Linked DNA regions of Homo sapiens: region 2 is linked to region 1. Evidence: chromatin contacts called from ENCODE Hi-C or POLR2A ChIA-PET data. All regions are on one chromosome and are shown on one strand. Each heading gives the region's core, a stretch centred on a gene start or an enhancer-like site at or near the end of the contact. The rest is flanking DNA. Distances are from core to core; before and after follow the strand shown.

Region 1 (7,082 bases), core at 1,352-3,851:
TGCACCATTCCTCTGGCCGCTGCCCTCTCAGCTGTTTTTCATTCCTATGAATGTAGCTGGTCCAGGCCCAGAAGTCCTTCTCTCAATGACCCAAGAGAAGGACATTTCTGTTTGAACCTTCTTGAAAGTGGAAGAGGCAGGGGAAAAGGCACCTGGCTGTGGTCTCTGTGCCAAAGGCAGGCTGATCTGGAACCTGCTGGAAACCAATCCAGTGTTGGTGGGTTGTCTGACAGTCACAAATGACTCTGACCGTTGTTGGATTCAACAAGTATTAACTGAGCACCTACTATAGGCCAGGTCCTATGCTAGGACCTAGGGAAACTGTGATAAACATGGCCAGGGACTAATAATCAAGCCCCCACTAGAACATAAGCTCTCTGAGAGCCGGTACCACTGCCAGCACACAGTGCCTGGCATATGGTAGGCTCTCAATCAATAATCTTTGGAGTATTTTTGTGTTTGTTGTTTACATGTTCTTATTTACTCAAGATCCTTGAAGTCCAGGGACAGAAATAGAGGTAGTTAGGGGCAGAAAGGAGCTCTTATTAAATCAACATGTGCAAGAAGAATATGACCAACAATTTAGGGGGTGAGGATGGAGCATATAAGCAAACTTATAATCTGCTTACATCACTTAAAGTTTCCCCCTTACATACCACATGGAAAAGAACCACAAGTGTCCCAAATCCTTTTGTCCTTCTGAATGATGCCACAAGAACACATACAAATGCTCTGCATTCAACAACCAAATTCTCTGTTATTCTAAAAGTTTAATTTCATACCCAAATTCTCAGGCAGCTATTATGTAAGGCTTGGGGCTAGTGCTTTCCAAACAAGTTTATACATGACATGATTGATGGATGAATTCATCCTGTTATCTGGAAATTCTTTTGTTTAATTGACGATGATAAATTTCCTAATGGATCACCTCGACTATGATACTACTTTTGTAGAAAGGGCCATTCACAGTGTTCCCTGGCCTCTTGCCCTCACTTCCAAAGTGTGTTCATACACCAGCCTGTATCTGAACAAGTCAGAAGTGGACAAGCCTAAGGCTGGGAAACAACAAGGTCACACCAAAGCTAAGGCTGACTTCCAATTCCAGGGCTTTTTGCCTATTTCATCCTTCTCAGAGCATGTGTAAATGGAATGAACTTTCTTATGGGAGCAAACGTGAAAATAGAAAGAAGTAAGACCTCAAGACTAATCTGAATCAAGGGAGTTGGAAATGCCTAGTCAGGGCTTCATCTTGCTCAAGTGCCATCCATTAAGGGTAAATGACCACCCCCAGACTTAGGACAGGAATCATCTGCTTCACTAAATCCCAGTTCCCTGGAGGGTGCCCTTCTGCTAAGTTGCACTGGCTGGTGTTACCAGCAATAGGGAGATTCTGTGCCCCACCTTCCCTCCCTGTTACTCTCCTCACACCTACTTCTCCTCTGTGGCATCCATACAGGGTAGGGGTCCAACCCACCTTTGCTATAGGAAGAAGCGAAGGCACAGACAAGCTCAACACGGGAGGGAGTGGGGCTGTAAATTTCCAAAGAGCTACGAATCCCCTGGAATGCTACAATTAATGATGCACATTTGGTGACAAATTTGACTTCAGGGGTATTTCTCCCTTGCTCATTTTATGCTGGGGTGGGAACAGCCCTGGCAGAGGGGCAGGGGAAAGTCAGGCAAGCTCTCCTGTCAGGCTGAATCGAGGGAACTCAAGAAATTTTGAAGGGTCAGGAAGAATTTGTGTGGGGCCTGGAGTGTGGAGAGGGGGGCATGGGGGCCTAGGGTTTGCTGGCTATATCAGTCTGGGGTCACAGACCCCTTGCAAAACTGATGAAAGCTGCGGACCTTCAGCTCAGAAAAGAATATTAGCATTGCACACAGTCGCGCAAATCAGCCTACAGTTTCAGAGGGGCCAAGGACTCCGGGAAGTTCCTGGAACCCAGGGCCTTAAGTTAAGGTCCCGGCTCTAGCTCCTGACTCCTGAAGTCCTCTGCCCCTTGTCCCCATGCTGGACTTGCCGGGCCTGGGGGCCTTCTAGCTGGTTCTGCAGCCGCCTTCCCTTGTCAGAGGAGCTTGGGCACCTGCCCCTCGCGGAGCTCCCCCTGGGTGCTCACCTATCCTGGGATAAGGAAAGGCGCCCCGAAGAAAAGGAGCAGCCGATGCCTGGGGCACCGAGGGCGACGCCGGGCAGACCAGGGAGGCACTGGCGAAGGGCAACGCGCGGGGGCAGGGCGGAGAGGTGAGGGAAGCTGCGAGCAACTCCGCCCAGCCCCAGCCAGTCGGCCCAACGACCCCTGCCGGTGCCCCAGAAACTCCCCCTCCCGGCTTTGCGCGCGCGGCCCCTCAGACCCCAGTGGGTTTCCCTTTGACCTCTGAAGGTTTAAAGTCCTTCTCTGGCTGGGTCTGGCCAGCCCTCCAGGAGCGATCCGTCTGTAGTCCCCAGGACCCCCTCCAGCCGGGCACCACAGCCCAGCCACAGCAGGTGCGGGGCTGGTGGTGGGGAGGGGAGGGATGGGGGCCAGGATTTGGAGCGTGTGACTCAGGAGTACGGGAGGAGGGGCTAAGAATTCAAGAAGCCTGTGTGAGAGCAGCTCGGCGCTCCGGCACAGCAGAGAGCGCTGGGAGCCGGAGGGGAGCGCAGCGGTGAGTCAGGCTGCCCCGAGCCGATCCCGAGAGGGGCGCAGCGCGGGCGCGGGCAGGGGTGGCTGGGCTTCGCGGGAGAGTTTGCAAGGATACCGGTCTGGCGAGCTCTCTGGTTACCCCCGAGGCTCCCGCAGGCCGAAGAGCAGCCCTGAGAAATGTCCCGAGTGGGTGTGGGGGCGCGGGACCCTCGCGGGAGGACGAGTCGGACCGAGGGAACAGCGTTAGTTCTGGTCGTGGAGTCCCTAGTCCCAGGATGGCCTGCAGTCCAGGGAGCAGCCCTGGCGCCTGCAGAAGCCCACGGCCATGCCAGGGTCTAGCTCGAGGGCTAGAAGTGGATAACGCGCAAGTGAGGGAGAGCGAATGGGCGCGGAGAGGGATGCGCCGGCAGCTGGCGCGCCAGGGCGGGAGGAGTGGCGGCCAGCACCGCGGGGGGAGCGCAGAGCGCGCTGGCTGAGGTGAGCGCCGAGTAGGGAAAGTGCTGCGCGGCCCCCAGGTAGGGGGAGGAGCGGAACGGGGCGCGCTAGACCTGGGGCAGTTCCCTCAGCGCGTCTCGGAAGGGCTGGGAGTCGTGACTGAGGGCCCCGGGGGTTAACGCAGGAAGTCTGCGAGCCAACGCCGGGGTCCGTCCGGCGTACCGGGGCCCTCCACGGAGCCGCGTTGGACAACCTCAGGTAGAGGTCGCCAAGGTTCAGCCCTGCCACTTGGGTCACACGCTTCATCTCCAGCTGTCTGCTGCCAGGTGTGGGAGAAGCGGGCGTGGAAGGTTAGGGCGGGGAGCGCCTTGAGTTCAGGCGAGGAGGATCTAGGGGAGGGAGAGAGGACTCAGGGGTCAGGGAGCTGCAACTTTGAGCCAGCAGAAACAAGCAGCTTAGCTCCCTCTAATTACAAACCTCCTTCTAAAAAAAAAAAAAAAAAAAAAAAAAAAAAAAAAAAAAACAAAAACAAAACAAAAAAAATTTCGAGATTCTTAAGGAAGGTGTTTCGTGCTTGAACTTTTTCTTCTCTTGTGATTTGAGAGATTAAAAAAGAGCCTGCTTGCTAGGCTGGTTTTTCCAAGTTGTTCCAGGTTGGAAGTTGTAACAGTTCGAAGGATAATTTATGAGTGTTTCATGCATTAAAGTGTATTACAGCAAAGCCTTTTGGGTGCTGTGGGTATTAAGGAAAACTTAGTGCACGTTCCCAGCTGGAAACCAAAATAGTGCTCTCCTGGGTGCCTCTGCCCCATCTGTCATCCAAGGCCAATGGAAATCCTGTAGAAAAGTCACTTGATTAATTGTTCTGGCTCCATCCTCTGGGCACACCCACTGCCAGTGCCAGTCCCCTCCTCCCCAATCCATGCACAGCCAGCTGCACTCTGCAAATGCAGAAATGACAGTGGAGACCCCATCAGTAACTTCTCTCCAGGGTCCTCAAACTCTTGAAGCCGTCAGTTAAGTCTGCTGGAAGGGAATCTTTCCCCTTCTCGAGGCAGTGCAGAAGGGCAGCAGCCATTGGCCCCTGCCAGCCCTTCTTATCCTGTGTTTACAGTTTCCTCCTGAATGTCTGAAACTTTCTCCCTCTGCAGAGTCACAGAAGAAAGAAGAAAGGCTGTATCAAACCTGATGGGTCTCTTTTGTTGAATAAGTCATACGTCAACCTGAGCAACCCAAATGTCAATTCATGATGGGCAGTGTTTCCAGAGGGTCAGAGGAGACAGGCGGGTCTGGGGGCTGAGACTGGCCTAGCTGGAATTGACTCACACAGAAAGTGAACATTCCTCTTGTTGAAGGGGGATAGGGTTAATGCCACATGTTGCCAAACTCCTACCCCACTCTTTCCCCAACATCTTTATGCAGGTGAAGGGAAAAAGGAAGCACCAAAAATGGGAAGCCAAGATCACTGGGGCATGAGAACACTAATTTGACAGAAGTATAGGAGCACCTCAGAGGATTTTAGAACCAGCTGCTGGCACCACTGCATTTCCAACAGCAGCCCAGGCCCACCAGAGAAATGAACTGGGCCCACTCAGGGCAGTCATCCCGGTATTGGTGACTCTTTCCCTACTTTTAACCTGTACCAAGGAATGAGGTTCTTGCCTTCTCCTATTGCCCACCCCACAACTCTCCTGCCCCAAGGGCCAGTGGGAGCAAGGAATGAGGCTTCACACTCTCATTCTCTTTCAGGGAGAAATCTGTGCCTTGGACAAGAAGGGGGCCCTGGTTGCCGACATCAGCAGGGAGAGTAGGGTAGGGCAGGGCAGGGCTGGAGCCCGAGGGAAGTTTCTCATCATTACCGAGAATAAACTGATGAAAAAAATCACACAACTTTACTTTTTAAAGAGTGCTGAGCACTCCTGCTGCTCATTGATGGAGTGCTTTACTGCAGTACCCTGCATCAGAGCAGCAGGGAAACTACACAGAGATTCAGCCACTGCTCTTCTCTACTGGGCATGGAGTAGGGCCAAGGCCCAGATCCCCAAGCAGATGTCAGTGCCAGACCTGGGAGCAGAGGCCCAGCCATTTACCTTTTCCAAGTAAGAACTTTCACTGACTTCAGAGTCTAGAGCAAGCCTTAAGAGACCTTTGCTGGCAGCAAATTCTCTGATCTCAGGAAGCAGTGGAAGGTTTGCTGACGGCTTGCATAAAATCTCTGGATATCTGTGTGCAAACAACCCATGCTCCCAGAAAACACCTTTCTGTGACACAGAAAGAGTTCCTGTGTGTTTCTTTCACTAGCTGATCTCACAAACCATCAGCTCTCAGGCTTAGCCAGTTCTGAGAAATCACTTCTGTGGTGGACCATTTTGAGAAAACAGTGTACACTGGCATTGGGTAAATAAATGAGGATGAAAGACCCTTCCCCAATCCATTCCCATGAGACATCGCTTGATAACAGTGGGAAAATAGTTAAGATCCTAACTCCAAATAGCAGTAAGGCCAGGATGATCCTGAGGCTGATATGTGAATGGAGAAACTGAGGCTTTGGGGTCCTCGGTCTTTTATTAGGCTGTGCAGAAGCATAGAAACGTCACTATTTGAGCCGAGGAGAATAAACCTTCAGCCACAAAGTTTAGTGAAGACCAGAAGAATGAAAACATGCAATGGAGAAGACTTTCTGGTGGTTCGTGATGTTTTCATTGCTCCTCTCTGGGCTACTTTACATGCTTTTGAGGCCTCAGACTAGGACACAGTAGGAATCAGATTAAAATGTTAGGATGATCCCTTGATATTCTTCTCCTATATTTTGGGTAAACTTCCTGTTACAGTTTCCTCACTTGTGAGAAAGGAAGGGAAGTAGCTTTGTGACCTTGAGCAAGTCGCTAAGCTTCTCAGGCCTCACTTTCCCAACTCATTAGGCAAGTATATTGGATTTATATTGTTTCTGAATGGAGCTGTCAGCATTTTGGGACAATTCTTGGTTAAGTGTGACCAATCTGCACAGTGCAGATAGTTTAGTATTCCTGCCTCACCTCCTAAATGTCAGAAGTCATAGTGACAACCTCAAATGCCCCTCATAAAGGGCTAAGTGTATTCAAAGATAATGCTGCTCCCAGTTGAGAAGTCTTTTGGAAATTACCAATAAGGGCCCTATTGTTGGGGTTTCTGTGGTTAATCATCAAACTGGGGCTCCAGAAGTCAATTCCTGGGCTTCATCCTCCAAGAGCCAGCAAATCAGACTCTAGGCCACCATCGGCAGGGACCTCAGTGCTGTAGTCCCACCAAGTGTCATCCTTTGCCTTTTGTGAGTGAAGTGGACTACAAATGACCCATGGGAAAAGAAAATCAGAAAGAGTAAGGTGAAGGGACAGGTGCTATTAGAGCATGGCAGCTTCCTACTCTGCCATATGTTATTAAAAACACAGGCAGACTGCATGCCTGTGGAGTCTGCAGCACTGGGAGGAAATCCTTCCCTCCTTTGCTAAGTGGATCACACTCTGGCATCAGGAGGTTCCTTCCCTGAAGCAGAAGCCCCCAACACTGACCGCACTTAATACAACATGAGTGCACATTGACATCGAATTAATACAACTGTGCCCAAGCTGTGAAAATAAATGAGAATTGATAACGTGACATTTCCTTGAAAAAAAGTAGGCTAGCAACACTACACTCGAGGGATGGTGCTTGTGGCACTGGGTTTATTCTCAAGTAGAATAGCTCATTATTCTCACCTCTGCTTCAAGGTCTCATTGGGGGACAGAAAATAGAACTATTTGTTTATTTATAGTACCTAGGGTTAAAATGAATAATGTCTTCAGAGGGTAGGAGGGTATTATAGGAACACATGCTTTCTACTCATGCCCAACTCATTACAAGTAGGAGTGAAAAGGAACTGCAGAGCTTGGCGCTGATTTCAAATGAGGGAAAAAAAAGAAAGAAAAGAAAAGAAAGAGAGAGAGAAGAGAGAAAGAAAGAAAAAGAGAAAGAAAGAAAGAAAAGAAAGGAAGGAATGAAGAAAGA
Region 2 (7,082 bases), core at 2,722-5,221, 250 kb after region 1:
AAAATGAGTAATGTGGCCATTTGATTTTAAAAGTCAATATTTAAGACACACCAGAAATGACATCTCTGAAAATATTCAAACTTATAATAAATAATTTTACCTGCAACTTAAAAATGTGTGAGGGTAATACTATACAATGCCATTTATATGAAGGTTTAAAACAGGCAAGTGTAATCTATAGTGAAAGAAAATCAGAACAGTGTTTGCCTTTAGGAGGGATGTGGGCATAGATTGACTGGGAAGGGTTATATGAAAGCCTGAAAGCTTCCTGGGGTGACAGTAATATTCTATATCTTAATAGGATTCGGGGTTAGAAAGGCAAAAGCATTGTCAAGAATTATTAAATAATATACTTAAAATGTGTACATTTCATTGGGGTAAATTTTAGAAAAATAGTAAATAGATATTTGAACTCTAGGTAATGTTATGCATGCTCAAGAGTTTAGGAGTGAAACATACTGCCTACAATTTATTTGGAAATAAATAAAAAAAAATAGATTGAGAAATGGACAGATGTATAGATAAGTAATGCAACCAAAGCAAAATGTTTATTGTAGCATCTAGATGGTGAGTATATGGTGCTCCTTGCCCAACTATTTCAAATTTTTTGTACGTTTGAAAATATTCATAATAAAATATTGGGAAAAAATGCAAGAGAAAATATTTTTGTAACTATTTTAGGGCATGTGTGGGCAACAGTTTTAAGACCACTGGCTTCTATTTATCACCATTTGCTGAAGAATCTTTACCCTAAACTTACCATCCAAACCTTTCTCCAGAATCCAATCATATTTCCACATCATCTGGATTTCCCACCATATCTAAAACTCAGCAGATCCAAAAATGAATGTATTGTCTTCCCTCTACCAGTCAGGAATATCTTTAGCTACATGTAACAACACAAAGTCAAACAAAAAGAGGGTTATTTTTCCTATATAATAAGAAATGTGGAGTTAGGTAGCTGCTGGTATTGGTTCAGCAGTTCCACAATGTCCTAGCTGGAAGGTCTGCAATTGTCTTGCCCTTTCTTCATAGTCACAAAATGTTCTAGCACTTCAAGCATCATGTCTGAGTTCAAGACAGGAAAAAGAGAAAAGGGAGCAATGCCAGTGACAGTTTAAAGGCTAACTTCCTTATTATGTCATTTAATGTAGCCCTGTACTTTCTTATAGTAATATACCCTTGAAAATGTATGGAATGCCTTTCAGGCACAATACATACATATATGTTGATGATGGCAATTCCTCATGTTGGAAGTGGGACCTTGTGTGAGGTATTGGATCGGAGTGGATCCTTCATGAATGGCTGGATGCCATCCTCCCTATAATGAGTGAGTTCTTGCTCTGAGTTCACATGTGATATCTGGTTGTTTAAAAGAGTGTGGAACTCCCCACTTCTTTTGCTCCCACTCTCGCTGTGTACACACTGGCTCCCTGTGACCTTCCACCACAACTGAAAGCTTCCTGAGGCCTCACCAGAAGCAGATGTCAGCACTATGCTTCCTGTACAGCCTGCATAACTGTGAGCCAATTAAATCTCTTTTCTTTAGAGATTACCCAGTCTCAGGTACTACTTTGTAGCAACACAAGAATGGACTAACACACATGCGTCCACACACATACACATACATGTACACAAAAACCTAAACCTCAATTGGCTTCAGAAATGGCTAACTCAGTTATGGCGTAATATCACCTATGACTCTGGTTTTTTCAACTTCCTGCTTTGCTGTTTTCAATGTTGGATCTCTCCTCAGGCTGGTATGAAGATGGATATAGCAACTCTATGTATACCATCCAGATCCAACAGCTTCAAGAGGAAGAAGACCATCTGGCCCCTCAGTAGACACCACTCCCATCCCATTAGTCAGGATGCTTGTCAATTTGTTTCCTGAACTAACTACAAGGGAAATGGGATTACCTTCGCCTATTCCTCTCAAGGGTCAGCTTCCCTTAAGACATACAACTTTGTGAAAGGGCGACTGGGCAAGTCTATACTAAAGATCTGAAACTGTTATGTTGGACAGGCAACCACCATCTGTCTCTAATACATGTGTGCTAAAATCGTAGCATGAAAAAAACAAACAATAGATGTATATGTTACAATAGGGGTTCTCTTCCCTCTATATAATCTCTAGACATATTTTGTCTTAGAGATGTAAAATTCAACGATATATTTAAAGTATAATATCATTGTTCATTCAGTTGATTTACTGAACGCCTTCTATGTACCAGACACTACTCTTTAACTTAGTTCTTTTCCTTTATACTAAAACAGAGGTGACAGATATAGAACTATAAGTGTTTGATTGAAGCTAATGATTCACTTCTCTCTGCATACCTAATGACTTCCATCTTTGTCTTTATTTCATTGTTGGAGACATGTTTATTACTAGAATCAGCACTTTCATTTTTCTGTCTTTGACTCGTTTTTATAAATGAGTCGATATTCAAACAAATGTCCAAAGACACAGAGGTAGGCAAAGATGGCAACATGGTAGAAACTGAATGGTTGACTGATAAGAGTGTGATACAATAATACTAACCCTTATGCAGTACTTAATCTGTGCCAGGCACTGTTCTAGGCACTTCACAAATACTAACTCATTTATCTTCACAACTCTATGAGGGGAGTACTATTACCTCCATGTTGCACGTGGGGACACTCGGGGCCAATGACAGTTTGGCACATTGGTCAGCCGACTGAAAGCTGTGATTTGGCTCCTGCCTTCCTGACTCACTCTGCCCCCACCAGGCTTCACTCGGGCTAACTGCGGTTCTCAGAACTCCCTTGGAGGCCTTGTTCTCTCCAGCTCTGTGCTTTTGCGCATGCTGTCTTCCTGGACTGATCTTTTCCGCCTGGGCTCCGTCTTCTAGACCAGATCAGGCCCCTCTCCTTAGCAATGCCTTTTCTGGTTAAGGCAGTCAGGCCAGGCACACCTGTCTAGCACCCAGCCCTTCTCTCCTCACCCTATTTGCTTACAGATCTGTCTCCAACACCAGAGACTGTGGTTCTGGGCCTGGCTGTCTCCTCATTGTTGAGTCCCTGGGGCTTGCTACTATGTCTGGCCTATAATAGGCACTCAAAGTTTTGCTGAATTTATGCATAAGCTCTCCGAATTTTGCTTTCTTGTCTCCCCCATACTGTCTGACACCACATATTGTAGACACTTAGTCAATGGAAGTGGGAGTCTGATTTTCCTGCCAACAGCCTAACTTAATAAAAACAAAGCAAAACAAAAACCGCCCCCTTCCCCTTTCTCCCATCTCCACATCATAATTAAGATCCCGAAAATTTGGGATCCTTCCAAGCCCTCCGATCAGTGGAACCCGGCAGGACATGAGAAGTCAGACTCCCTCCACTGGCCGGCTGGGTTGAGGGCAGCCCACAGGACTCAGGGCGCCGCCTCCCGCACCCTCTCTCAGTTCTTGCCTATTAAGGTAAGAGTCCCCCGAGGAGGGGGGAGGGGCCGGAGGGAGGGTCCCCTAGAAGCTGCTTGTGTGCTTGCTCCGCGCCGCGGAGCCGCAGCCCTGGACACTCAGTCAGGTGCCCCGCGACTGGTCCTGCCAGCTTCGGGGCAACCTCCGACCCCACTTAGCTCTTCTACCCGAGGTCACCTTCCTAGATTTCCATAGCCACGAGACCAAGTGCTTATCCCTCAAGCATCGCCCGGGCCTCAAACCGGTCTCCGCACAGGGCGCTGATTAAATGGGTCCCCAGTCCCCGGTGGGCGCTCCCGCCCTGCAGGTGCTCCGATAGCCGGCGGCGGTGCGCCCACTGGAGGGAAGGAAGGTGGTCCCTGGGTCCGGGAGAAGAGCGAACGTGCTCCCTCGGGCTGCTCGATCTCCACCCGCTGGCGCCCCCACCCGTCGCCAGCCACGCCGCTTGGGGTCCACGCGCCCCTCCCCGCCGGGCCCCGCCCCGCCCCCCGGAGGCCCCGCCCCGGTCCTCCCCGCTCCGCCCCCTCCCCGCCGGAGCCTGCCGCTCCCCGCGCTCGTAGCGCGGGCCTGGGGACTGGGGATCCCGCCGCCGGGCCGCAGCATGGGGCGCTTCCGCGGGGGCCTGCGGTGCATCAAGTACCTGCTGCTTGGCTTCAACCTGCTCTTCTGGGTGAGACCAGGAGCCGGGAGGGCCGGTCAGGGCAGGGGGCCGGGTGGCGGGCGCGGGGCCGGGGTCCCCGAGCTGCTGACTGCGGCGTCCGAGTCGCGCTCGTGGGGAGGGCTGGGTGCTCAAACGCGGAGGCGAGGAGAAGGCAAACAAAGAGGGAGGGGAGGGATGGAAGGGAGAGAACGGGAAGACAGAAGGTTGATCAATGAGAAATGGTGAGAAGGGGAGAGACACCGTGTGGCTCTTTCCTGGAAGGAACCCCCACCTGCCTTGGTTTTTATCTCCCAGCTAGTGACCCCAGGTGCGGGGACCCAGCCTCTCCTCACCTCCGGAGGACTTGGGTCCCTGTTCCCCTCCAGTCTCCCGTGCACACACCCCCTTTTCACTCTGCCTACCAGCTGGAACCAGGGCCTGGCCAGGGTGATGGGAGAGAAACCCCTGCCCTGGGGCTGCCTGGGGTGGTGCTCCATTCGAGTGTGTGGACACTGTACCTGGCTGTGATGGTTTTGTTTAGGAAATTGGAGATAGGAGTGAAAATTGTGGTGGGGGGGCGTCGTCCTTTTTCTGGGCATCAGGGTAAGAGTACCCCTGGGTGAGAGGAGGTGGTGGGTTCTCTTCTGAGAAGGGGATGGGGAATGGAAGGGCTTCTAAAGGGCAGCAGCAGCTCTCCACAACCCCCAGCCGCAGCCTCTGCTAAATACTAATTCTCCCAGAGATGATCTCATTCAACTTTGCAGGGTTTGATTGAACTGACAGCGTTCCCAGGATTCATGGTTCACAGAGAGATAGGATCTTGACCCTTGTCTCCTATATTATCGAGACAGGGATACAGCTAGACCAGACCTACATCCCTGGATACCCTGTCCCAGGGCCTGCAGGACTGTGAGACAAGGTCTGAAAATTGTCTTTTCTGCACATTTCCTCTTGGGCTTTCTTAAGAGAATGTCAGCCAGTGTAACTGCTCAGCTAGACCCTGAGGGGAAACATTGGATAAAGAGGTTTGAGAGCAGCCAGGGCCTGGGTGCTTTGAAACTACCAGGTTGGAGGAGGTGGCTGTCCTATCTGCTCTGGGGGACGTTGTCTTCCCATGATTGCAACTAATTAATTATTGAATGATGGGCTCCTCTTTTGTCTGTCAATCCATTAGCCCAGATGCCTGGGTGACTTCAGCAACTCCAAGCTCTTCAGTATCCTTCAGCAGTGGAAGGTGTGAAGGAGGTACCTCCTCGACATCCCCTGAACTTTAAAGAGACACATGGCCTTTGTACACGTGGGGATTTACATCAAGCATACTATAGGGAGAGGCGTTTCTGAAGACCCTTTATGTTGTATTTTTTAGGAATCTGGCTTAATTTCAGAAGCTGTTAATTATAGATGTCACGCCACAGTGACAACCTTCATTCTCACTGCTTATGAATTCAAAGCCTTATGAAGTTTTAAGCCTGAGGAGGAATTCTTAAGCTGGGTTCAGTGCTTATTTAGTGGCTGATATTGTACCAGCCTTTCCAGTGATAGCTGGAAGGATTCATTGAATGTTTTCAATGTGTCAGGGACAGTGCTAAGCATATTACTTTCATTATTACACATAATCCTCACAAGAGTCCTGATATACATATACTATTATTATCCCCATTTTTTACAGATGAGGAAACAGGCTCAAATTGGTTAAGTCACCTAAGATCACACAGCTAGTGAGTGGCAGGGATGGTATTCAAACTCAGCCTACCTTCTCTTTTTTTTTTTTTTTTTTTGAGACGGAGTCTCACTCTGTAGCCCAGGCTGGAGTGCAGTGGCCCGATCTCCACTCACTGCAAGCTCCACCTCCCAGATGCACGCCATTCTCCTGCCTCAGCCGCCCAAATAGCTGGGACTACAAGCACCCTCCGCCACGTCTGGCTAGTTTTTTTGTATTTTTAGTACAGACGGGATTTTACCGTGTTAGCCAGGATGGTCTCCATCTTCTGACCTCATGATCTGCCTGCCTCAGCCTCCCAAAGTGCTGAGATTACAGGCGTGAGCCACCGCGCCTGGCCGCCTACCTTCTCTTAAGCACTGTGGTACATTCAATTAACCAGTGGTTCTCAAAAGTGGTTCCTGGGCCAGCAGCATCAGCATATCCTGGGAATTTGTCAGAAATACAAATTCTCAGGCCGGGCACAGTGGCTCATGCCTGTAATCCCAGCACTTTAGGAGGCCAAGGCAGGCGGATCACCTGAGGTCAGGAGTTCGAGACCAGCCTGGCCAACATGATGAAACCTCATCTCTACTAAAGTACAAAAATTAGCCGGGCATGGTGGTGGGTGCCTGTAATCCCAGCTACTTGGGAGGCTGAAGCAGAAGAATCTCTTGAACCCGGGAGGCAGAGGTTGCAGTGAGCTGAGATGGTGCCACATTGCACTCCAGCCTGGGCAACAAGAGCGAAACTCCATCTCAAAAACAAACAAACAAACAAACAAAATTCTCAGCTCATCCCAGACTTGCTGAATCAGAAACTCTGGGGGTAGGATCCAGCAATCTAATTTAACAAGCCATTCACATAATTCTGATCCATGCTCAAATTTGAGACCCATTCTGTTAAACAATGATTAAACAAATAATAATTTATAAATATAAACACAGTTCCCTAAGCTGCTCATCTCATTGAGGAAACGAGACCAGTGGATATGGAACAACACAAAAATAAGACAGTGTGGAATCAAGTGACAAGTTTCACACTGTTGACCGTAAGCACAGTAAGGAAAGGAAGTAGGAGCAGTGCAGTTTTAAGTGCTTGAATGTGTTAACCAGTGAGGTTAGATCCGACCTTCTCTATATGTGATCTAAGTAAGGAGTTTAGAGAAAGGATCACAGTCATGATGAGGAGCCAGAAAAGTTCTCCTTAAGAAGGAGCTATTCGAGCTAAACCTGGAAGGACTGGTAGAATGGAGCTGGGCAAAGCGAGGGGGTGACGCACCATCCACCAGCAGAGGAGCAGA

The links. A loop is a pair of places that touch in the nucleus more often than their neighbours do. ChIA-PET counts read pairs that join two places held with the same protein, here RNA polymerase II (POLR2A). Pooled maps may share reads with other maps.
Region 2: a loop to region 1 is called in a pooled map, with 2.1 times the contacts of the local background. The contact joins the promoter of TSPAN2 here to the promoter of NGF in region 1. A Hi-C loop is called at or near these places in 1 of 168 maps with a recorded cell type or tissue (ascending aorta) and 4 of 50 pooled maps. POLR2A ChIA-PET finds 5 or more read pairs at or near these places in 1 of 52 experiments (Panc1).

What each region holds. Positions count from the first base shown.
Region 1 is chr1:115,333,768-115,340,849 of GRCh38, reverse strand. It overlaps NGF (nerve growth factor), which reads left to right and starts at 2,601. Exons shown (of 3, transcript NM_002506.3): 1 at 2,601-2,646. All of the region lies in intron 1 of NGF-AS1 (NGF antisense RNA 1), which reads right to left.
Region 2 is chr1:115,086,392-115,093,473 of GRCh38, reverse strand. TSPAN2 (tetraspanin 2) reads left to right here and starts at 3,971. Exons shown (of 8, transcript NM_005725.6): 1 at 3,971-4,110. The coding sequence starts at 4,042.